Linked DNA regions of Mus musculus: regions 1 and 2 are each linked to region 3. The links are chromatin loops, found by intact Hi-C in ENCODE. Cell type or tissue: left cerebral cortex. All regions are shown on one strand. Region 1 overlaps Acot11 (acyl-CoA thioesterase 11). Region 2 overlaps Mroh7 (maestro heat-like repeat family member 7). Region 3 overlaps Ttc22 (tetratricopeptide repeat domain 22).

Region 1 (8,000 bases), 160 kb after region 3:
CCCACAGGTTCTTGGTACTCTGGATGTGGCCCTGCCTCTGGTTTGCTGGAGAACCGAGCATAACTTAAGCTACTCTGGACCTCAGTCTTCACAACTATAAAATGGGAACATGAGCGTCACAGAAAGGAGTCTGAGTGCTTAGACCGGGACCTGACCCACAGGAAGTGCCCCAAACTGCTGTGCTTTGTGTTGTCCAAAAGCTAAGGCACTTCAGAAAGACACGGGTCCCAGGGGTATGTGACATCTATGGAGAACAAATGGCCAGGTGGCCTGTGCAGAAAATGCTTTGAAGGCAGCTGGGACCTGTGACAAAAACATTCACATTTCTTTCCATTACTGCCAATTGAACACAAAGCTCTCTTCTATATTAGGGTTTCACTTAAACTGAGAATCATGGCTGGGCAGGACAGAGTCTGTGGTCCTCTGCAGGCACCCTGCACTTGATGACTGCCAGAATGCCATGCTACTCAGTTCTAGAAAGGTTCCAGACCCTCAGGAAGTTGAAACAGACTCTTGGAATTACTAGAAAGCAGCTGAAAGGGTCGGTGGCAACAAGGTGGGCACCAGGAGGAGCCCCTGGGCCACGAATAAACCATCTTCAATAAATTGCTTTTGTTCAAGGCCAAACATCATCAGGGCCCAGTGAGAACCTGGAGATTGAGCCTGGAGGGGTTTCCCGTGGTGCCCCTGGAGACTGAACCTGGACCAGTTCCGTAGAGCCCCATGCTGCACCAAATGGCAGGAATGAGGACGGGCCTGGTCATCAGCAGGCTGACAAAAAAGCCAAGCAGGGGACCCTGCATCCAGCGCTTCTGTCACTGTCCCCTGGGTTTAGATTGATTATGGGCTGGGCTGGTTCTACCTTAATAGCTGTTTATGTGAAAACAGCCTCATGATTTCATCCATCCACAAACTCAACTGTGGCAACTCCTACCGTAACCAAAGCATAGCGCTGTGGTGGCTGAGGCCTTGCAGCCCCAGTACGGTGGGGGAGGGGAGGAGAGGAAGGAATGACTCAGTGCGGAGGAGGCAGCCCCAGGCTGGGGTTTTGCTTGAGGCCCAACCCTGTGAGCAAGAAACCAGAAGGAATGTGTGGGACCCTCAGAAAGGACAGATAACCGGAGGGAGATCAGGGAGGGCACCGACTATTGGTGGCCTGGTCTGGATCTCTGAGGGCTGGTCAGAAACCAGGAGCATTCCAAGTAAGGCGGATAGGTAGAAAGAACAACTCTTCAGATCACTGAGGTTAATCTCTGTTAAAACTCCATTCATTTCTTCAGGGTGATGGGACCATCTCATCTCTCATGACATGTAAAAACAAGACAAGGCCATTTAAAGAAGGAAAGAAAACACAGAGCATCGAGGGGTGTGGCCCGGTGGGTGGCATGCCTGCCTAATATCCAGAAAGCCCTGGGTTTGATCCCCACCACTGCATGAAACGGTTGTGGTATTATCCCAACATTTGGAAGATGGAGACAGGAGGATCAGAAATTCAGGGTCCATCCCAGCTATAAAGCAAGTTTAAGGCCAGCCTAGGCTACATGAGACCCTGTCTCAAAAAGAAAAGAAAACGATAGGAGAGGGGATATGATGGAGGGAAAAGGTCCTTTTCTAATCTGAGGCAGTAGTGAGTGGGAGGGTTCCTGCGGGGAGCTGGCTAATGTATGAATGAATGAGAGGGTGCAATTAGGAAAGACATGGGAGGGGGGTGTGGTTCTAAGGAGAGAGAATGCAACGCCCCAAGAGGATTGGTGTGACTATCAGAGGGCAGTAGGTAAGAAGTCAGGAGGGAAAAAAAAAAAAGAAGAAGAAGTCAGAAGGGTAACCTGGTCCACGTGGCCCAAGGCTGGGCAGATCCCCAGAGTGCAGATTTGACTCAAGTGCTGGAGTCCGTAAGTGGCGGGAGACGGGACCCGCCTTTCAGATCTCTCCACTTTGGATGTGCGTGCTTGCGTGTCCTCTCGGATGAGGAGAGGCAAGTAGAGTCCTCAGCGCTCCTATGCTGCTAGCTGGGAGAAATGGCACTTGGGCAGGGCCTGGCCAAAGTGTTGGCCAAGGGCAGATTTCAGAGGTCCAGCTAGCGGCAGTACTGCAGGCGGAGGTGGGGGGAGCTTGGAGTGAGGAAGAAGTGTTAGTACCCAGTTAGGGGAGTGGGGGGGGGATGGGGGGGAAATGAGTGAGGATAAGGACCAAGAACTTTCCAGCTATTGTTAAACATTCACTGAATGTACCACAGTTCTGATACGCACCCCTCTGTTGAAAGGGGGGCTACACACCTGCAAAAACAAACCAGCAAAAAACAATCACCAGCCCCGTGGGGGCATCTGAAAGGCACAGGGCTCTACACCTGTTCTAGGTTAAAGGGTACTAGAGCCTCGTGGCTCCTCTCAAGACTCAAGAGAAAGAGGAGTCTAATCCTCTCCCCTGAGTCTGCATCACCTTCAGTGACATTTCAACCAAAGCTTGCAACCCCAGGTCATGGGAAGTTTTGCTGCATCTCCTAGGCCTCCTGGAACTGTCCCTCTGGGGGACCTAGCTGCCAGGTAAGAAATCTAACTCTCCTGAAACTGTCACGACAAAGAATCCACACGTGGATGCTCTAAATGACATTCCCAGCTAAGCCCAACCTTGCAGCCTTGCCCACAACAATGCCAGTGAAGCCATACTAGACCCTAGGCAAGCTCACTCACAAGCTAACCACCACCCATAACCTCTACCTGGGCCCCGCAGGCCAGATGAATTGCACTGCAGAGCTCTGCCCAGCCTTGCCCAAATTTCCAACCCACAAATTACAATGCATCACAAACTGATGGGTTTGCTAAGCCACGGAGTTTCAGGGTGGTTTGCATTGCAATCCTAGTAACGACAGCAGATGCGGTCTCGGGAAAGACTGCAGACAGGGACACACATACTCCCACATAAGGAGTAGATATGAAGGAGAAGTCTGAAAAAGACCCAGGGCGCCATCAACCCGGTGTAGGGAGAGCCCCAGACGGCTCCCGGAGGCAGCATGAAGGCAGATGGGAAAGGAGCCAACTGAGAGGAGGAGAAGGAGTCCAGTCAGAATGATTTAGAAAAAAGATGAGAGCCAGCCAAGTGGAAACTGGTACCACACAAGAAGTCACTGGTAGGTGAACTGGGATGGGAATGGCTTTGCTTTCATGGAGACTGGGAAGTACTGGTGTTAGTTCATCTGCTGAGGAGTATGGCAGGTGGAGGGTCCCCCAGAGCCAGAGAGCTGCCCACGTGATGGATACCTAGCATCTAAAAAGTACTCGGGCACAAGCTCAGAGATCCTCTTAAGAAATCTGCTGTCATGGGCTGGAGATGTAGCTCGGCAGGTAAGAGCACTGACTGCTCTTTCGAAGGTCCTGAGTTCAATTCCCAGCAACCACAAGGTGGCTCACATAATGGGATCTGATGCCCTCTTCTGGTGTGCCTGAAGACAGCTACAGTGTGTTTCATATAATAAAAATCTTTGGGCCAGAGCAAGCGGGGCTGAAGCAGGAAGGAAGGGAGGAGGAAGGGAAGAAGGAAGGGAGGAAGGAAGGAAGGAAGGAAGGAAGGAAGGAAGGAAGGAAGGAAAGGGAAGGGAAGGGAAGGGAAGGGAAGGGAAAGGAGGGAGGGAAAGGAAGGAAGGGAAGGGAAGGGAAGGGAAAGGAAGGGAAGGGAAGGGAAGGGAAGGGAAGGGAAGGGAAGGGAAGGGAAGGGAAGGGAAGGGAAGGGAAGGGAAGAAAGGAAAGGAAGGAAGGAGAGAGAGAGAGAGAGAGAGAGAGAGAGAGAGAGGAAGGAAATCCATCTTCTGTTTGGCGTGAGCCTACTGTGTGCTTCATTATCCTCAACTCTACTCAGTAACTGGTAACGGTGATCCAGACTGAACACATGGGGGAAAGGAAACATGAACAGGAGAGAGAGAACATGCCCACACCATGACTGACCAGTAAAGGGCAAAGGGAAGGTCACCCAACGCAGGTGTTGCAAAAGGAACTCTGAGGATCAGGTCCCCAGCACATGGCACTGCAGACTCTCCACAGTTGCCTTTTGGGTCCCAGCCAGAGCTGCTATAACCAGTGGGTCCCTTCTGGGCTTGAAAACTCTTTCCAGATAAAGACATCCAAACTGCCATGTCATGACTGCACACTCCCCATCCAAAGGGCCAATGCACCAGGCTCAAACTCCATTGTCAAGTGAGACACACCTCAGCCTTGCCTGCCTGCAATCCTTACTTTTATCTTCAAAGCAGGAGGGCTGGACAAGGCTGACTCAGAGGGCCTGGGGGGGGGGGGGTCTGGGATGCCATAGGAAAGAAACTGGGGCTTTCCCACCACACCTGGCTCCTTTAAAGATGGTCCCTCCCCTTGGCCCACAGTCATTAAACCTTTGGCTCACCACTTGCTCTCTTTTGAACAGAAAATTATTACATTGTGTTTATTTGTGTGTACTGGGGGTAGGGTGTGAGGCATGCCCTTGTGAAGGTCAGAGGACAACTTGTAAGAGTCGGTTCTCAATTTTCCCCCTTCTGGCAGGTGGATGGCAGGGATGGAACTCAGGTCACAGAGCTTGGCAGCAAGCACCTTTACCCATTGAGCCCCACCACTTGCTCTTTTAAAATGCGCCTTCTCCATCATGGAAACATCAGATGATATGAAGCAGCTCAGTTACAGGGACCCTGGGGACCCCGTATTCCCAATGATAGGAAGGACACTGAGTCTGGAAGAGAGCTAGCAAAGAACCAGCCAGAGGGGTAGGGAGTCAGCCCAGTGGATAAGAGCACTTGCTGCTCAATCATGAGTTTAACCAGTATTCACAGGAAAAGTCAGCTATGGCCATGTGGACCTGTAAGTCCATCAATGTGATGGGGGTGGGGGGTGAGAGGTGCAGTTCTGGCTGCTGGTCTAGCAGCAGGTTCAGTGTCTCAAGGGAAGAAGAGTGATAGAGCAGGACACTTGATGTCCTCCTCTGGCCTCCGCCAGTATGCACTGCTCACACGTGTGTGCAAGACACACGTAAACAAAGAAAAAACCAATCAGAATTTCTCACCTACATACAATACATAACACACATATACACACAGTTACACACATATATAAATACATACCTACACATACATTCTCATACATATGTACGTACACACCACACACACTCACACATACACAACCACATATATATACATACATACATACATACATACATACATACACACAATCACATACACAGGTACACACATATATACACACATACACAGACAGACACACACACACATACACATGCGTGCACACAAACACTCTCTCTCTCACACACACACACTCCTCACAGGGTATGTTTTAGGGAAGAACAAGATGCTAGTCTGGTCTCTTCAGGCCTCATAAGGGATCTGAAGGAAGTGAGGAGCCACCTGACTTTGGGAAACCAAGGCTGCCTTATGGAGGCCCATGGGGAGCTCCCCCTTCAGGCCTCTGACCCAAGCTAGACCACACCCTAGGGTGGATCACAGCCTGTTCTCATGTCACAGATAGGACAAGGCCAAGGAGTGGAGAGACAGATGTGAGAATGGACCCATAGGTCCCCAGTGAGCAGGTGGAACAAAGGTCTCCTCTGGGCCCCCAGTCTGGGGCTGGTTTCCTAGGTCTCTGAAGAGCCAAGGTGAGGTTCATACAGAACTTTCTAACTGTGAAGGAAATGTCCACATGAAGAGGCAAGAAGTACCCTAAGAAAGCCAACAGTAATGCCCTCCTATAAGCAAGTTCTTGGGAGTTGGAGGCACAATGATCAGGAGTTCAAGGACAGTCTCGGCCACATAGTTCAAGGCCAAGAGGTCTCAAATACGGAGCAAGGATAAGAGTGGAGGGCGGGTGAGAGCAGACCAGCAGGCAACAGTTCTACTGTGTGGCAGCCCTTACAGTCATCCTACTGGAGTTCAGTACGCAATCATAAATCCTGACAGGGACAGGTTTCCCTCCAGCACTGGACTAAAGCTAAAGCTGGGTTGTCTACAGAACATCCCGAAGGCACGAATGTAAAGCTGAGGCCCTACTTTTCTCCCTCCCAGCGACAGCCCTGCCCACTGAGGGCTGCCTCGAGTAGCATTAATTGATGAATTTATGACCCACTGATGGTGACTAAGGCTCCCGAGGAAGCTCCTGGAAAGATACCTATATCATATGGAAGGGGGCCAGAAAGCCAGTCCTCAGGGGGTCACACACCATTTCCTTGTCAGACAGGCTCTTTCCTGGCCCTCCACAAGTGTCTCCTCCCCTAGAGAAGCTTACAGGCTAAGCCAAATGTCACCTACTCCAAGAAGCCTACCTGGACCCCTCTTGAGTGATGAGGGCCACCTCAGCCTTCTTCGGCCACAGTCTAGCCACGATGTCTTTATCAGTTTATACCCACCTGAATTGTCCCATCAGCCTAGGGGCCCTAGAGGACAGGTCTGGCCTGGCTCATGCCAATGTTCCCAAAGTACTCTGGTCCTTTTCATCATTGTATGACTCTAATGTCACCGTCTACCTGCAGAGAAGCTACTCCTGGAATGGCAGGGATACACACACAGGCCTGTGGCCAGGGGAGTGGCAGAGGACCCAGCTAGCTGTGCCATCTGTCCTGCAGTCACAGGGCAGAGCAGGCCTAAGACAAAGATGTCAGGCTCAGCCAGGTCAGCCTAGGACATGGTGAGAAGCCACAGCACCCGGGGTCCTGCCCAGCTGAAGCTGCGGTCAGGCAAGATTATTATTATTTTTTAAAAATTTATTTATTTGTTTGTTTGTTTATTATTTATATACTACACTGCAACTGTCTTCAGACACACACCAGAAAAGGGCATCAGATCCCATTACAGATGGTTGTGAGCCACCATGTGGTTGCTGGGATTTGAACTCAGGACCTCTGGAAGAGCAGTCAGTGCTCTTAACCGCTAAGCCATCTCACCAACCCAAGATTATTATTTTTTAACTTAGTTGTTTTTATGTGCCTGGGTGCTTTGCCTGCATGTACATCTAGAGCTGTGCCCGATGTCCGTGGAGCCAGAAGAGGGCGCTGGATTCCCTGGAACTGGAGTTACAGGCGGTTTTTAGCCACCATGTGGGTTGCTGGGAATACAACCTGCGTCCTCTGAAAAGTAACAAGTGCTCCCCCCCCCCCGCCCCCCAAGTTATTTACTTCATTTACATTTCAAATGCTATCCCGAAAGTCCCCTATACGCCCCCCCCCCAAACAAGTGCTTTTTAACTACTGAGCCTTCTTTCCAGCCCCTGGACAAGATGGTTTAATCCTCTAACTAGTTCAATAGTTCAAAGTGATGTAAACCCAGGGCCTTGACTCATTTGTAAAGGCAGTTGAACACCGCAGCCTCACAAAGCAGTTAGGGACATTTAGCAGAGGCTCAGCAGACACCATCATCTTACCATCTCACCTGACTGACAAGCCCCGTCACTGAACCACAGAGGAAACCCACAGACAGATAAGAAACGGGAGATGATTATTTACCACCGCCAGTGACATGCAAGTTCTGTAGCCTACCCCAAAGAGGCCTGCAGACGTGGAATCTGGCTCACGGAGCAGGCTGCAGCCTACACAGGCCAAGTGAGTTGGTGCCTCTGAGGCTGATCTCTGGACCCTTCCACTCTCCAGCAAAAGTAGCCGGCAGCTCTCCCAAGGCTCTAAGAGGCAACATAGTTGCACTACAGCCCTAGGCATAGATGAGTGGTAGTACTGCGGCTCAGACTCTGTCATGTGTGCTATGGGGTCAGCTCAGACAGCCTGGGTCGTCCCCCCCCCCACCTACACTCTGTGTACAAGGAATGACAGCAAGTCCACTCACTGGGGTTGCCTCCACAGTCAAACTGAAGCTGAATATGGCCCCAGGCTAGCAACTGCCCAAGCCCAGGCACCTCCTTCAGTGCCTCATGAGCTCCTGGATGGTCCTAACACAACTTCCTGTTGAGACAGGAAGGTAACTAGGACCACTGGGGGCTAGTCAATCAATGAAGACAAGGTCACGGTGG
Region 2 (8,000 bases), 78 kb after region 3:
ACTGGTCTGAAATTCATTCTGTAGGCCAGGCTGACATTGAACTAACAGAGAACCATCTGCCCCTTCCTTCAGAGTGCTGGGATTAAAGGTGAGCCCCCTCCTGCCTCCTCACTTTCAGTCCTGGGATGGAACCCAGGTCCTGGCACACTCTGGGCAGCACTGTAACCACTAAATGTCCATCGCTTTGCAATACAATTTGGGGGTTGAGTTGTTATTGTGTTGGAGTCCGAATTTTTATTGTTGCTTTTGTTTGGTTTTGTTTATACACAGAGGATCACATGACCCAGGGTGGCCTCAAACTCACTGTGCAGCCGAGGATGGCTTGAACTCCTGAGCCTTCTGCCTCCACCCTCCGCACAGGCTGAGGGTGAGTGTGAGGCCTGTATATTTGTTTTTAGAGGCAGGGCCTCTTGTCCAGCACGGCCTCACACTTCCCATTCAGGGCTGGGATTGCTGGCATGTGCCATCAGGCCTGGCACTGGCAAGAGCATGTGAAAATGTCTGCCTGTCCCCTCAGAGCTTAGCATCTGACTTCCTCCGTGCTTTTCTTGTTTGTTTTTGCCTATTGTCTGTTTCTTGGCAACGAGAAGGTAAGCCGAAGGGAGGGATGCCTAATGAATCTCTTTTCAAAGCTGTGTCCCCAGATCTAGAGCAGGGCCTGGTACAGAGGAGGGCCTCTGGGGTCATCTGTGGAAGGAAATACTTTTAGGGACTATGCCCAGGGAGTCAGGCCTGGGTCCTGCCTGGACCTACACAAAGCCTGGGCCCGAGAAAGGCTCACCGAAGCAGTGCGAGCACACAGAAGCAGTGCGAGTGCACAGAGCATGCTCCGGTAGCAGGAAGGGAATTGGTGCTCTGTGAACAGGCAGAGCCAGCTCCAGTCACAGCCCTTCACTTTCCACAGATGGCCATCCCAAGCTAATGCCCTTCTCCTCCAGCGTCACTGTGGCCTGGGGCTCTCCCAAGAAGTACAAGGCACTCAGCTCAACCTGAATAGCAGCAGGACAGATCATACTCAAAAATATTAAAAATGACTCCGTGTCCGCCAAATGTGGATTCAATTAATCTGGGTGTCTCACATCTCCAGCCACCATTGGCAGCCTCGCTTTGGACTATACTCTCCCTGTCCTAGGGCTAATCAACATTATAGCCTACCGAAGCTAGAGAGATAGCTCAGTGGTTAAGAGCAGTAACTGTTCTTCCAGAGGTCCTGAGTTCAATTCCCAGCAACCACATGGTGGCTCCTAACCAAATGTAACGGGACCTCTTCTGGTGTGTCTGAAGATCGCTACAGTGTATTTATATACATTAAAAAGACCCGGGCAGTGGTGGCACACACCTTTAACCCCATAATCCCAGCATTTGGGAGGTGGAGGCAGGTGGATTTCTGAGGCCAGCCTGGTCTACTGAGGGCTACACAGAGAAACCCTGTCTCAAATATAACCCCCACCCCCCAAAAAAAGACACACTGTAGCCTACTTTTCACCCACCTGTTTAAAAGACATGCATGCCTCCAGGCCAGTGGAGAAATCTCTTAGGAAACATTGCCCCACATGCTAGCAATGAGAAAGAATAGGGACCCCAGACATATCCCAGAAAGTGGGGGGCACGAAGAGAAGAGAGTTCTATTCGACAAGCACCTATGACATGGGACCCTGAGCTGATCTCTTCCCATGAACTCGTTTGAAGAATACCATTTAATATTTCAAAAAGCACTCAACCATAATCCTGTAACAGATGAGAAAATCTAGAAAAATATACAGAAGAGGTCACTCAAGCTGGGAAAGTCGAGAGCCAAAACCAGGTGTGACATGCAGGCCACTCTGCCTTCAGAGTCAGGAGAAACTAGGAAACCAGCCAAGGTTTCCTGGTTGATATAGAATCGGGACTAAGGAGAAAGAACGGCAGGAGGTTGAAGGCAGCCTGGAAACCATCTCATGAGCTCCCTGAAACCTAACCTCAGGCTGTGCTTTCACTTACAGGCTCCAGACTCTAATGTAGGACCTGGTCTTCATTAGGTCCTATGCATATTCACTGAATAAGACCATATGCCAGCCCATGGCTAGACTCAGAAAGAACAGAGAATCCTGCCTTACCCTCATGGCATTACAGTCTAGTAGGAAAGACAGACAAAGGAAGAAGACATCAGGGCCATCATACCTAGGTGCACATGGTACATTAGAAGGAGAAATCAAGGTTGGAACAATATGGGAAAGCTTAGCCAACTGAAGGACAGCTCCTGTCGTGATAGAGTTGTTGTCTAACAGGGCAGTACATGCCTGTAGTCCCAGTACCTGAGACGCTAAGTCAGGAGGATTAAAAGTCAGGGGCCAGAGCTTAAAAACAAACAAACATGAAAAACAATGGCTAGTTTGTACCTCTGCTCCTGGTTCCATGGAGATAGGAGTTTCCCATCAGCTCCTAATCCCCATCTGACCCATTCTGCCTGCCTCCAACTGCCCAGCCGTACCACCATGCTCCCCTCCCTAGCTGTGCAGTGGCTAGGGACCTGACTTGGGCATACGTTTCTGGAGATCCAGGATGGTGTAGAGGATGGTGATGCCGTCCAGAGCCTCCCGTCCGATCTCCTCATCAGGATCCCCGATTCGAAGAAGGAGCCTCCCCAGCAGAAGACCCAGTGTTGGGAAGCCCGAGGATATCTGTGAGTGTCACAATCACAGGGAGGGAGTCTATAGCTACATAGTGCAGGGCAAGAAGACCTGCCCAGCTGCAGAAGATCAACTGAGAAGTCACCGGAATGCCCCCACCCCCGAACACCCACTAAGAATGGCAGGGTCACACCCAGGAACACTCACTAAGAATGGCAGGGTCACAAGTGTGTGGTTCAACACAGAGACGTTGCTGTTCACAGCCCGAGCCCGCTCGTGGGCCTTCCCAGAGTTCATCCAGGGCCCTAGGGGCTGTGGGGACAAGGGAGAGATTCTGCTACCATTGTCTGCCAGCCCCTGCTGTCTGTGGGTAAGTCAGTAATCTGCAAGAAGCTTCCAGAAGAAGAAAGAAGGCAATTTGCCACCGTCTTCCTTCTCTTCCTGAGGATCAATGACAGGTGGGGTTTGAGCTGAGAAGGGGACTCAGAGCAAAGGAAGGGACGGGGTCAATGAAGAGAGAAGAGACATGGATAACAATGGAGAAAGGGGTGGGGCAAGAGCAGTGGCTGTAGGGGAATTGCAGACAGTGACTCAGGAAGCTGAGATAATAGGATCAAAAGTTCAAGGCAGTGCTGGGCAATTCAGTGTGACTGTGTATACAGATAAACAAGGAAAGAGGGAACAGGACTCTGCTGTGGCTCAGAGGTAGAGGGCTTGCCTCGCAGGTACAAGGGTTTGGGTCCAACCCTCAGCGTCACCAAAACTAAATAACAGCGTAAAATACAACATGGAAGCAGGGCACTGGCTCAGGATGACGCCACTCCTTCAGAGCCCACCTCCCACTTGTATGAAGCCATTTTCCTACTTCCTTCTCCCTTTCCCTGCTTGCCCCGTGTCGTCCCCACCCCCCCACCCCCCACGCCGCACCTCCAGGATGCTCTTCAGCCCAGTAGGAGTGGGGTCTTCAATAAAGAGGGCATTCAGAAGTTTCTGCAAGGAATCCAAGGTCTGGTAGTAAAGGATCTGTGGACAGGAGGACAGAGCTGCTGGGAGCTTGTTAGACACCACCGCCCTCTGCTGGCACGACTTGTAACTACAAGGGGCTGCCAGTTCCTTCCACAGCAAGGATTCTGGCCATGACTTTGGGCCCTCTCAGGCCACCAGCTTGAGAATCCAGAACCCAGACGCTATCTTATCTGTCTGTGTGGCCTCACCCCTACCTATTATACAGCACGCCTGTCAGAGTCCCTGTCCCCCCACCCTCCAGTCTTCAGTCACATCACTTATCATCCTGGCAGTTGGCATGGGTTCTGTACAGGTTCTCTGCCACCCTCTTCCAGGAAACCACGTGCTCCATCCACCCTAGGCCATGTTCCTCATCCCATACTCTTTTTGATACCCCATGGTTTATGCTTGCAGCACTGACTACTGCGGAGATTTTTGGGTACTGGGTTCTTTGATGGCATCCATCTCCTCCACCGTCACACTACTGCGAGACTACCGTAGTGACCTGGAGAGGAACATGGCTAATACCTGCTGAGAGAAAGGGTAGCCGAACAGCTGGACCCCCCCTCTCACTCAACATCCCGCTTGACCCTAGCTCTCCTTGCATCTTATACCTTAGTATCCCCTGCTGTGGTACCTCCAGGAATGATTCTGCAGAGACTTAAAGATGCTCACCAAACCCCCTTTGAGGCTCTGTTCTCCAGGTCTCTGCCCAGTTTCCCCCAGTCTTCTTCCATAGAGCACAGTCCTCAGTACTACCCTCTTATCCTGCCCACTTCCTACGGCCTTACAGCATCTATCTATATCCCTGATACAGGACAGGGCCCTCCTAAGGAAGCCATTACTGCAACAGTTCACCCTTCTGCTGAATAGCTATCAAGTATCTGTTCAGACTGTCGCAGGTGACGTGAGGTGCTCCGGGCCACTCAGCCAAGGAGTAAGGGAGACCATCTATAGAAAGCCCCCACTCACCCCTGAACCTTGTCCCTTCTGAGGATGTCCCCAAACCTAAAGCCGAACCAGGAGGGTCCAGCTCACCTGGATGACTTCGGCCTTGGACTCGTCCTTCTCCTGCATGGCCTGCACGGAGGGCAGTGAGAACACGCTCCGCACACAGGTGTTCACCAGCTCCACCCTCTCCCGCACGCTCAGGATAGGCTTGGTGTGACTGAGAGAGACAGGATGCCAGGTGTGGAGTGAGGGGGGGGGCAGAGGATGCAGCATGGGGAAGGGGACACCTGACTTAGGGAGGGTCACCCGAGATTAGATCCACAGGAGAAGGTGGGGTGTGAGCAACGGGTGTGGAAGTATCAGGGTCCACAGGGAACTGGGCAGGGGGAGAGGGAAAGGCTCGGAGTGGACAGGGGTGTGAGAAGGGGCAGAGTGTGGAAGAGAAAGGACAGGGATACCTCAGCTGTGCCAGGATCTCCATAGCCTGCCGTCGAGCAGGACTCAAAAGGGAATCCAGCGGCTCCTCCTGAATCTGTCTCTGGATGGGGACCATAGAGCCAGTGAGAGCCAGCTTGGGGGCTGACTTCCGGGCTCTGACAGCAGGCCATGCAGGCCCTTGGCCTGGGAACACTCCCCCACTGGGCAGTTAGGAGAGCCAGCTTTCTGCCCAGATCAATGTCAAGCCCTCAGTTCAAGACCACTCTAAACAGTCTATGCCCTGATCTGCGCATTCCATATGGAGAGCACCAGGAGAATAATTCCCATGGTGCCCTTCTGGTGACAGACCACTAAACCATGGAACTGACCCAAGCAAGAAGCGCCAGGCATGGCCTTTGAAAGCTGTCCAATTAAAATTCCCAAATGTCCTAATTTTTTCACTTCATATTTAATACCTACACATAGTAGATGTTCGACTAATGCTAGTGAAAGTTAAATATATCAAAGGACGGGACTTTCGCCATTTTTTGTGTATCATATATGGGCAGATGTGTATGCAAGATGTGTGTGTGTGTGTGTGTGTGTGTGTGTGTGTGTGTGTGTGTGTGTTCATGTGCACATGCAGGGGCCAGAGGTATTATTCAGGAGCTATGAACCTTGGTTTTTGAGGCAAGGGCTCTTGCTAGGATCCAAAGCTGGTCAGTTGGTCTAGTCTGATTGGCCAGAAAGCCTGTATCTGTGTCCTCAACACTGGGATTATGAATGTCACCACGAGTGGTTTTTATGTGTGTTCTGGGGCTCAAACTCAGGAAGTCTTTCTTGTGAGGCAAACGCTGCTGGTTGAGTTAGCTCTGTAACTCCTTTCCCTCTCTTTAAGGATCATAAAACTGACTACAACTATGTAAGCCTCCATGGCTATTGGGGCCCAGTCTCCTCCTAATGAGTAACTAAGAGGAGACTGTTTTAGGGAACCCTCTGAAGTTGCCCATCAAGAGGGCTTTCTGCATGGAGAGGTGAGAGAATGGGTTCATGATAACCGTTCTCTGCTGCAATGAACTAGCCACTGGGTTAAGTCCTCCCACAGGCAAAGATGCGGGCATAAACGCACCCATTTGTAAGATGGCAAGAGTGGGGCTCAGAGAAGGGCAACAACTTGTCCATACTCCCTCTTGTCGGGTGTGAGCAGCGAGAGGTGGACAGAACTGAGCCTCAAATCTGAAGTGCCTGCCTCCTGTTCCTGTCCTCTTCCCAACTCACCCAGCTGTCACCCTCAGAACTCCACCCCAGTCCCACAGGCCCGCCTACAGCTCTTTACCATCATCATCTTCACGGTTGCCTCCTTTTCTTCTTTCATTTCCACCATTTCCTGATTCTTCTGGTAAGTAATGATGTTCGCTACCTTCAGGCCAGTGGGAAGCAGAGCCACTCGGTGAGACCACCATTGAGTTCTGCCCTCCCCTTAGGCAGCATAATGCAGCACCCTCTAGCCACCCAACACCTACAGCCCACGGAGGTAGCTCTTCCCCAACCACCCAACCCTGGCATTGGCCCATGTCTAGGTTTGGTTTCCCGTTGCATGCCTTTAATCCCAGCACTTTGGAGGCAGAGGCAGGCAGATCTCTGTGAGTTGAGCTCAGCTTGGTCTACATAGTGAGTTTCAGGACAGCCAGAGCTACAAGGAGACCCTACATAGTGGTGGAGAAGTCACAGAATAGAAGCTTTAGACTAGTGGTCACATGACATTCATAGTCAAGGAGCAGAGAGCAAAGAATGCATGTAGTCAGGCGCTCAGCTCGCTTTTTCCATTCTTGGGGCAGTTCAGGATCTCTTGCCTAGGGAATGAAACTACCCACAGTGGGTGGGGATTTATGACTCAACTGATAATATCAAGATAATCCCTCACAGACATGCATGTGACCTAGGCAATCTCTCTTTGAAACTTTCTTTCCTTGTGATTCTTGATTATATCAAACTGACAATTAAAACTATCACAGCCCAAGAAAAGGGACATGTTTCTTCAAGGAGTGTTTGGGTGGATAAAGGTTGGTGGAAACTCTTGATGGTCAGGTGGGAAGGATGGCCCCTGCAGTCTGCATTTGGAGGAGCAGGTATGAAGGGCTATAAAGCACCTCTCCCTCACTAATCAACCGAAGGACAGAAAGAGCCCATACACCTCAACCTGAAATTCTACCATCAGTACCACTTCTCAGCCCTTTAGTAAAGTCTAGTCAGATGAAGGTATTCTGCTACTTGGGAGAGGGGACACATTAGCCAATCCATTGATTCCCATCATCTTAAGGAAGAAGACCCCATGAAATGAATCACTTAACATTACACAGTGAAGGGGGGGGGGGAACGCCTTGATCTGATGCAGAACATGGAAGGTTAACTACGGCCACAAGTTCTTTTGCAGGTATCCTATCAATGGACAGCATCTCCTTCACCTCCGGCCACCGGGCCGTTGTGGAAAGAATGTATACCTGGGTTTGTCCCAGAATACACTTTCCCTTTTTGGAACCCAGACGCCACGCCAGAAGGAAACCCAGGCTAAACTGAGGAATGAGCCCATGCAGAGAGAGAACCTGGCAGGCAAGGGACACTCGAGTGTCAGCCTCCACGGTGATCTGTCTATACAACGTAGAACAGATGAAGCACCCAGCTGATCCCAGTCAAACTGTGGTCAGTCAAACTGACTCCTAACCCCTCTCCCAGCATCGACTGAACTGAGCTGCGATGGGTCATTTAATTGCGGTTCAGAAAGGGGGAAGGGTGCCAATTTAGAATGACTAGCCAGGGCTGGAGAGGTGGCTTAGTGGTTAAAAGCACCGACTGCTCTTCCAGAAATTCTGAGTTCAATTCCCAGCAACCACATGATACCTTCTTCTGGGATGTACTCATATAAATAAAATGAATAATAATAAAAAAGGATAATAAAAACCTTTAAAAAAAAAAAAAAAAAGAATGACTAGCCAGAGACAGCTGCACACGTGAGTGGAC
Region 3 (8,000 bases):
CACACACACACACACACACACACACTCACACACACACTCACACACACACTCACACACACACACAGAGGTGGGGGGAGGAGAGGGAGAGGGAGGAGACAGATGGAGACAGGGAGACAGAGAGAAAAAAAGAGACAGAGATTGATTTTTGGTGGTTCCTGGTCACAAATCTCAAGGCTCCGTGGACATTAAGAGCACAGAATTTGCCAGGCTGTGGTGGCACACACCTTTAATCCTAGCACTCAGGAGGCAGAGGCCTCTGAGTTTGAGGTCAGCCTGGTCTATGCAGCAAGTTCAGGGCTATGTAAAGAGAACTCCTGAAGATGGTGGCAGTTTTGCTTGGTGTGTGGTCCTGTGCAACACGTGCCTGCTAACACAAGTGCAGATTCACGTGTGAACACACATGAAGACTCATTTGCACACATGCATGCCCACACAAGTGAGTGCTCACACACGTTTATGCTCATACACTCACACACACAAGCTCCTCCCCACCTGTCACAGCAGGCCTCGGTAACGGTAAGACCCACTGCCAAACTGGAGCCTGTGGGCTGTGTGAGCTCAGAAGTTCACTTTCATAAATGTTTGTGTCTAACTCGGGCCTCACAGACCCACACTGCCCATCAGACACTGTGTTTCCCTCACATGCAGGGCACAGCAGGCTCCAGAGGGAAAGCGAGCGTCCAGTGCACTTAAGCCATTTGGATTGCACTATGGGTGATGATGCCACAGGCCTGTCTCACAAACAGAGAGGGCATTCCATCTTTCATGCCCAGCAGGGTTGGAGGGGACCCTCAGTCAGCAGCCCCCGGATCCCCGTGTATACATGGCTGCCTTTAGGCACACACACACAAACCTCCCCAGGATCTCTGGTACACATGGTTGCCGTTAGTCTCACATACAACTCCACAGGATCCCTGTGTGCACACGGGTGCAGTTGGGCACACACCTCCACAGGGTTCCTGATGTATGTGGGTACAGTTGGGCACACATGTCCACAGGACCCCTGTGTGCACATGGCGACAGTTGAGAACAAGAACCACCACAGTTCTGAGTGTTCTGATCCAGTTCAGAAACAGGAGGAGGAAGCCAGGCCAGGGGCTGACGAGCTGGGTACCAAGCATGCCTGTGATTTTCCGCATCATCATCCCTTGATCTCATAGAAATGCTGGCAGTGCCACGTTATTGGCACCAGTCCACACATGAGGGAACAGAGGCTCAGAGAGGTGCAGGCTTGCCCAAGGGCACACAGCCTTGAGTGACAGGGAGGAACCACAGTCAGGGGCTGGGCTCAGGGTAGAGCATGCCTGCCTCAGTGATAGCAAAAGTCCCTCAGCTTTGCTGCTCATTGCTTCTGGGGCTGCTGCAGCCTTGTCGTCCCACCCATCTGGTGACCTTGAGGGCTGCGTCTCCATATTCTCAAAGACACAGGACCTGAGACGTCAGTTGCTTTTAGCATCACCTGACTCAATTATGTTTGACAGAAGAGAGGATATGCACAGGGTGCTTGCTGCACGGTGGATATTAGTGCACTGGGGAGCTGAGGAGAGTCAGGCGTACTGCTCTTCTTTGAGAGGGCACTGGACTCTCTCACGCCCACAGCCACTACAGACCCTGGAGTCTGCCTCAGATCCACAACAATAGAGATATGGTTCTTCACAGCTCAGTCAGTGTGGGGACCACAAGAAGCAAGGCGACCCACAGGGCCAGAAGTCATGACAAAGGGACAGCAGGGAACTTGAAGTCCTTTAGGTGGAATTCTCTAGGGAACCCAGGATGATGACAGACACTCACTCCCAAGGTGTCACACCCAATCCCTAAACTTCCCCCACCAGTCCGTTTGCTACCCTGCCACAAGCTTTCTGGAGGCTGGCTCAGTGACCTTCTGGGATCCCTGGTTGGAGCAGAGGACCTCAAGTTTCTGTTATTCCACACACCTGCTGAGGCAGGGAAGCGAGAACACTAGTACCCCCAGCAGAGCTGGAAGGACTTCTTCCTGTCCTGTCCCTGTGCTCTGGCCCGGTCTGTCACCACGGAAGACATTCCAGTTGCGCCAGAAGGACACATTCCTAGGCAGGTCTGACACCTTCCAACTGTTCCTGGCAGTTGAAAAACCAGTTTTTGGAGAGAGGCAAATGAGAACCTGAATCCTGCCTGGCCCTTCTGCTTGGACTGAGGCATTGAACTGTGGCTCTTAGGCTGTTTTCTAATTCCTATGAGGAAGACACTAACTATACCTTCCAAGGCTGCTGTGAGAAGCAGGTACCACTGTACCCGGTGACCCGGAAGGAGCCTTCCTCCTTCCCATCAGTCCCCTCCCAGGAGATCATTAGTCAGCTCTCTGGGGCCTCTCTGGAATGTACAGAGCAGCTGCCAGGACAAAGTTCACCTTGCCGAGGCAAATACTGTCTGAGAACCTGGCTGACCATCCAGTCTAATCAGAAGTCTATCGTTCTATAAACCATGGGTTTAGTGAGATTTGTCTCTGGATCCTGAGGCACCACCCATGGATGTGCCTGAGTTAACACAAACCTGCCCTGTGACAGTGCATCCTCTCCCAGTACTGCCAGGTCACCTGCCAATGTCCCTTACCCACCAGCCACAGAAGCAGGATCTTCAGGCTTCCCGGAGGAGAAGGGTCTGATCCTTTGGCCCATTAAAAAAGTACCAGCCCACTTTCACGCCACCCCCGATCAGTCCAGCCAATGGCTTTCAAACTTAGCACAGTAAGCAAACCAATCTCCGAACCACACCTCTAGAGCCACAGAGGAGTGAGTCAAGACTTTGCATTTCTAAGTCAGGCCTGGTGGCTCACACAGTAATCCTAGTACACCCAGACTGAGGCAGGAGGATTGCCAACCTAGACTACGGTATGAAACCCTGTCTCAAAACAAAACAAACAAAATAAACCAAATGTCTTAGTCAGGATTTCTATTGCTGCCATGAAACATCTTGACCAAAAAGCAAGTTGGGGAGGAAAGGTTTTATTCAGCTTATACTTCCATGGCACTGTTCATCACCAAAGGAAGTCAGGACAGGAACTCAAATAGGGCACGGAACCTGGAGGCAGGGGTTGATGACGAGACCATAGATCGGGGGTGCTACTTATTGGTTTGACTATCAATATAACAATAGCTAAGCCTGGGTATGGAGATGCACCCCTATAGTCCTAGCAGGAGGTGGAGACAGGATGAGTGCAAGCTTTGGGCTAGCTCAGGAAGACCTTTTCTCATTAAACAGGGTGGAGGGTGGGGCTGGGGGTAAAGAATACCAGGAGGAAGTCTCAGTCCTGGCTTTGGGGACACTACCCTGCCTCAGTTTCCCCACTTTCCCTTCCACACAGGACATTCTGAAGCCCTAATTAAGCTCAATGTGCTTTGCAAATGGTAGCCACTGTTTAAACCCTAGCTCTTTGTGGTTCGATACTGTGGGGGAAACGTGAACTTGAAGTCAGAGGTGGCCTGAAAAAGCGGGTGACGCCAGGAGCCTCCATAGCTTTATGCCAGCTTCCCCCATCTCAGGAGGAACAAGAGAGATTCAGAGGATCCTGAGGCTGGTGCTCAGGGAAGCCCTAGAGTCATCTGTCACTCTCACCTGTACCTCGTTAGTCCCAGGGTCACTGTACACTCAGGCTGGGTCTCATGTGATCCCTTCCTGAGAATCGAGGCCAGCCTGTAGCTAAGGCTCTGGTGCTGGCTGGCCACTGTCAGAGCATCAGGGCACTGATGATGATTGAGCACGGAGTGTCCCACACAGAGCCCGTGCCGAGCAGTCCCAGAAACTCCTTCCAGAGTGCTCTCAGCCTTTGCCCCCTCCCAGGCTGCCTCTAGGAGTGGGAACCCTGGAGCTATGTGCCTTGCCTGCCTGCTGAGGCTCTGCAGCAGGAGAGGCAAGCAGCCCCTCCTTTCGGCAGGAGCACACGGGCAGTCACAGGCCTGTTTAATTTAATGCACTGTGGCTTGCCAGGTTGCCCCTGGTAACAGCTTCAGCTGCTACTTCCAAAACAGCCAGGATTTTTAAAGGGACAAGGCTATTTTCAGGCTGGCATTGTACTATGGAGGAACAGCATCCAGGAGCCTCTTCTCCGGGATGCTGAAAACCCAGCAGCACTCTGAGGCCTCCACTCCATGGCCACTAACCCCGTCTGTAATTCAGAAGCCAGCCTGAAGCCCACTCACAAGTATGATCTGCTACATTTGAGATTCGTCACGTGTCATATTCAAATAGCTACATTTTGGAAATGTCAGTTTAGCCTCCAAATTTGGAAGGCAGGGAAAGAGAAGAACCTAGGAACTGCTCCTGCAATTCAGGGATAGTTCCACCAGGTGGCGATGTTGCTTCCATCATGAAAACCGTAACTGGGTTATAAACTCTAGAATGTTGACGGTGAGCAGAGTGGTGGGGGAAGGACTCATTTGTAAACCTTGATATTATCTCACATGGAGTTATTCCGCCTCTCTGGTCTCAGTGTTCCTGGATATAGAATAAGGAGATCAATAACAGTGTTGAGGAAAAGACTGGAGGCTAGGGCCATGGAAGTAGAAGTTGAACTCCCAGCTCTGTCATTCACAGATTATGTGGTTTGAGGGAATAATTTAACATCTTTGGATCTGAATGCCAATGAAAGGAATGTCTACATAGCAAATGGGCTACCATGGGCTACACAACAAGTCCAGGACTAGGCTACATACTGACTGAGATACTGTCTCAAAACAAAACATAATTGGGGTCCTGTGGAAGTAAGAAAGATGCCTTGTAGCCCTAGAGAAGGGGGAATGGGGAGAGGTGGGATATCTTCAGGCTCTAGGCCCTGAAATCCTATGGCTCTTTGGGGTATTGAAACAGATTACACTAGACAAAACACCCCCAGGCCAGCCCATACTAGGACATGAGTGTTTGCCCTAGGAATGACCCACCCACACAGGCCCCAGAGGCATGTAGCACTATCCTCCTTTGCAGTTAAGAATACAGCCCCTAAGTACTCATCCCTACGGTCACCCAGTTGGACCACTCAGGTGTGTGAGCTGCCAGCCCCTGATTTGCTCATTCGAAGCCAGAATCCATCCCATCAGCTCCTGTGTTAGCCCCATCTTTTGTCATGGGGTCACGGAAGGAAGTGTGGTGCTTCCTTCCTCCATGTGGGAGGTTGGCACTACCCAGCTCTAACCCCTGCTATGGCTCCCAACTGTTTCCCACAAATGGGCTCCAAAGCCTAAGTCTGGTATATTGGGGCTTCCTGATATTCTTCCCTGCTGATTCCCTAACTCCCGGGGCTAGGGGTTCCAGCCCTGGTCACATGTAGATACCACACATCACTCTCCTACATCTCTGAATTTCTGCCCACAATGCCAGTCCTCCTGGAATAGTCTTTCTCACTATATTTCCCTGGGTGGCTCCCTTTCTTCTTGAGGACCCTGTTCTAATGCCTCTTCTCCAGAAAGGCTTGGAGAAACTTCTGGGTTAGAGAGAACATCTCTTACTGTCTCCTGTGGCTCCTGCATCCTTTCCATTCTAATTATGGATTTACACCTGGCTTTCCTGACAAGCCAAAGCCCTTCAAGATGGGACCCACCTTCCTTCTCCTGTCTTTACTCCCCCAGCCTTGGACCATGCAAATAATCAGAGGCAACACAAGCTAAGAAACACAGCAGATCTCTCTAGGGCTCAGGTTTCCTGGACCTATCCCAATAAGTTGTCATACCACTCTGGAGCTCAGATGCAAGATGTCTCCTTCACACACATGCACAGAGAGAGAGAGGTGGGGGGAGGGAGAGAGGGAGAGAGCGAGAGAGGGAGAGAGGGAGAGAGCGAGAGAGGGAGAGAGGGAGAGAGGGAGAGAGGGAGAGAGGGAGAGAGAGATTTACTCAGGATCCCGTTCACTGGCTCTGGCTCCCTCTACATTACTCATATACACAGTGTTCTTTGCCCTCCCGGTTACTTATTCTGCATCCCATACATCTGTTCAAGCCAGCCTCCTTCCCACCAAATACCCTAGTCTCTGTCCCACTCTCAGAAGTGTCACAACCTACTCAAGATCCAGCTTGAAAATATATCCTCTAGCCAGGCAGTAATGCCACACACCTTTAATCCCAGCATTTTGGGAGGCAGAGGCAGATGGATCTCTGAGTTCAAGGCCACCCTGGTCTACTGAAAGAATTCCAGGATAGCCAGGACTACACAGAGAAACCCTGTCTCAAAACAAACAAACTAACAAACAAACAAAAAACCACCCCCCCCCAAAAAAAAAAACAGGAAGAAAGAAACCCCAGCTGGGAGTGACATCATCTTACATAGATGGTGTGCATCACTCTCAGGGTCAGACTCTGCTCCTCCTCCAGGGTTTGACAGTCAAGCATGGTGACTAGAGCATGGGCCATGGAGCTAAACAACATCAGCTCTGCCATGTCCATCTGTGCAATCCTGGGCAAGTCACATTACCTCTCTGCACCTCACTGTATTCACCTGGAAAGTGGGCATAACGCCTGGGTTTGCTGTGAGATCCAGGGAATTGCATGAGAACCTTGGCACACACCCCAGGCCTCTCCCTACCAGGCCTGTCTCCCCAGCCGGCTTGTGAACCTGGCATTGTCAGAGTTCAGCTGCCATTTGAGGCCACATCCCTACTCAGAAATGCTGGCTGGTTTGAATGTTGCTGGAGTAAGGGAGTGTGGGGGTGGGTAGTGAGGGGGAGCTCGCTCCTGAGCTGGGAAGGCAGAAGAGGGGATGGGGAGATAAATGTGGAGGGAGGGTCAAGAGCCAGAGGCAGAGTTGCCGACATGCACTGGGGATTTTATTGGTTTTCATTAAAATTCTTTTCCAAGGCAGGAGGAGCTACTCCTTTAAATAGCAGCATAAATATTTTATCTAGTGCCCAAGTCAGTCTAAATGCACAGTGAGGTTGGCAAGAATAATAATGGGAAAATATTCAGGGAGGCCGGGGGAGGCTGAGCTGAACAGACTCACTTAACATCCCCAGGAAGGCTTTCTCAGGAAGATGGAAGTGAGACGGAGCCCAGGGAAGGAGGAGTAGTTGGGAGGAGAACAAAGATCCCAGCTGCTCAGAGCCCAGGGCTGGGGGAGCCAGGGAAAGGGTGGAGAAAGGAAAGGGTGTCCCACACCCGCTCTGTAGTGACCACTTCACAGGGGGCTCATGTGAAGTCTCCAGTGCCCTTTGATCAGAGAAGTAAAGCTGGTTTGCCTAAGGCTGCCCAGCAGGGCACTGTCATCAGGGCTGTTGAGGGTCAAAGGCCTCCCCACCGTACCTGTTGCCTCTTCAAGCTCACAAGCATGGGGACTTGTAAACAACCTGAGTATCTCAATAACCGCCATACAGCATGCCCATCCTTTGCTTTCTAGATCCCGATAGAAGAGAAAAGGAGCTGGTACTTCACCATGGCAACACTCTTTATCAGGTCAGGCCTGCGTCTGGAGATGGGTTGGGGGGGGGGGGACGGTGGAAGGGGATGTGGCCCGGAAGCCAGGCGAAGATGGAGCAGGGGTGGGCGGGCCTTCCCATGGCAAGGAGCCTGTGGGCACCATGGCAACATTCTGGGGATGGCTGGGAGGGGCGGATGGGGTCCACAACCCTTTTCTGCCCATAGGCTGGATGGCATCTTTCTGGAGATGGGCAGTGAGGAGCAGAAGAGGCTGCCAGCCTTCAACCGTACTCTGGCCTTGCTCGGAGAGGTCCTCAAGTCCTCAGACTCCCGACACCAAGGTGGGAACTCCAGGCAGGGTTGAAGAGTAGTGTCCTCTGTCCTGCTGTCCTGTACCTGGCAATAGTTCTGTCTGCCTCTAGCCCTGTCTCTCATTGTGTCTCACCCCAGCTCATCTCACAATCATATTGTTTACCCAAGGAAGTCCCGGCTCCTTGCCCCAATAAATAGAGCAACTGTAGGGTATAGCAGTCCCAGGTGTGACACCAGACTGATCCTAGCGCTGAGCGACATGTGAAGCAGCTTATGGAAGGCTTGGACACTATCGGTAAAACAATTCACCCACAC

What was found. A loop is a pair of places that touch in the nucleus more often than their neighbours do. Peaks named below come from ENCODE experiments on the same cell type or tissue, not always from the same donor. Only the 100,000 strongest peaks of a DNase experiment are listed, where the experiment ranks them.
Region 1: a loop joins it to region 3, with 2.7 times the contacts of the local background. A loop is called at or near these places in 2 of 42 quality-filtered maps.
Region 2: a loop joins it to region 3, with 6 times the contacts of the local background. A loop is called at or near these places in 32 of 42 quality-filtered maps.

Annotation. Positions count from the first base shown.
Region 1 is chr4:106,786,997-106,794,996 of GRCm38, forward strand. The region is part of intron 1 of Acot11 (acyl-CoA thioesterase 11); the gene reads right to left. Among named protein-coding and RNA genes, the nearest start is that of Acot11, 8.8 kb to the right of the region's middle. In left cerebral cortex, a CTCF peak has its summit at 3,392 (motif pointing left); DNase peaks (open chromatin) are centred at 1,001 and 2,949; H3K27ac peaks cover 1,279 bases.
Region 2 is chr4:106,704,935-106,712,934 of GRCm38, forward strand. It overlaps Mroh7 (maestro heat-like repeat family member 7), which reads right to left. Exons shown (of 24, transcript NM_001126487.1): 5 at 6,319-6,402; 6 at 5,024-5,103; 7 at 4,653-4,782; 8 at 3,537-3,632; 9 at 2,817-2,921; 10 at 2,525-2,660. Among named protein-coding and RNA genes, the nearest start is that of Mroh7, 19 kb to the right of the region's middle. In left cerebral cortex, a CTCF peak has its summit at 3,701 (motif pointing left); DNase peaks (open chromatin) are centred at 622 and 3,690; H3K27ac peaks cover 853 bases.
Region 3 is chr4:106,626,816-106,634,815 of GRCm38, forward strand. Ttc22 (tetratricopeptide repeat domain 22) reads left to right here. Exons shown (of 7, transcript NM_177667.5): 2 at 7,354-7,409; 3 at 7,599-7,714. Among named protein-coding and RNA genes, the nearest start is that of Ttc22, 8.4 kb to the left of the region's middle. In left cerebral cortex, a CTCF peak has its summit at 4,313; DNase peaks (open chromatin) are centred at 1,150, 4,011, 4,274, 5,734 and 3 more places; H3K4me3 peaks cover 240 bases; H3K27ac peaks cover 3,580 bases.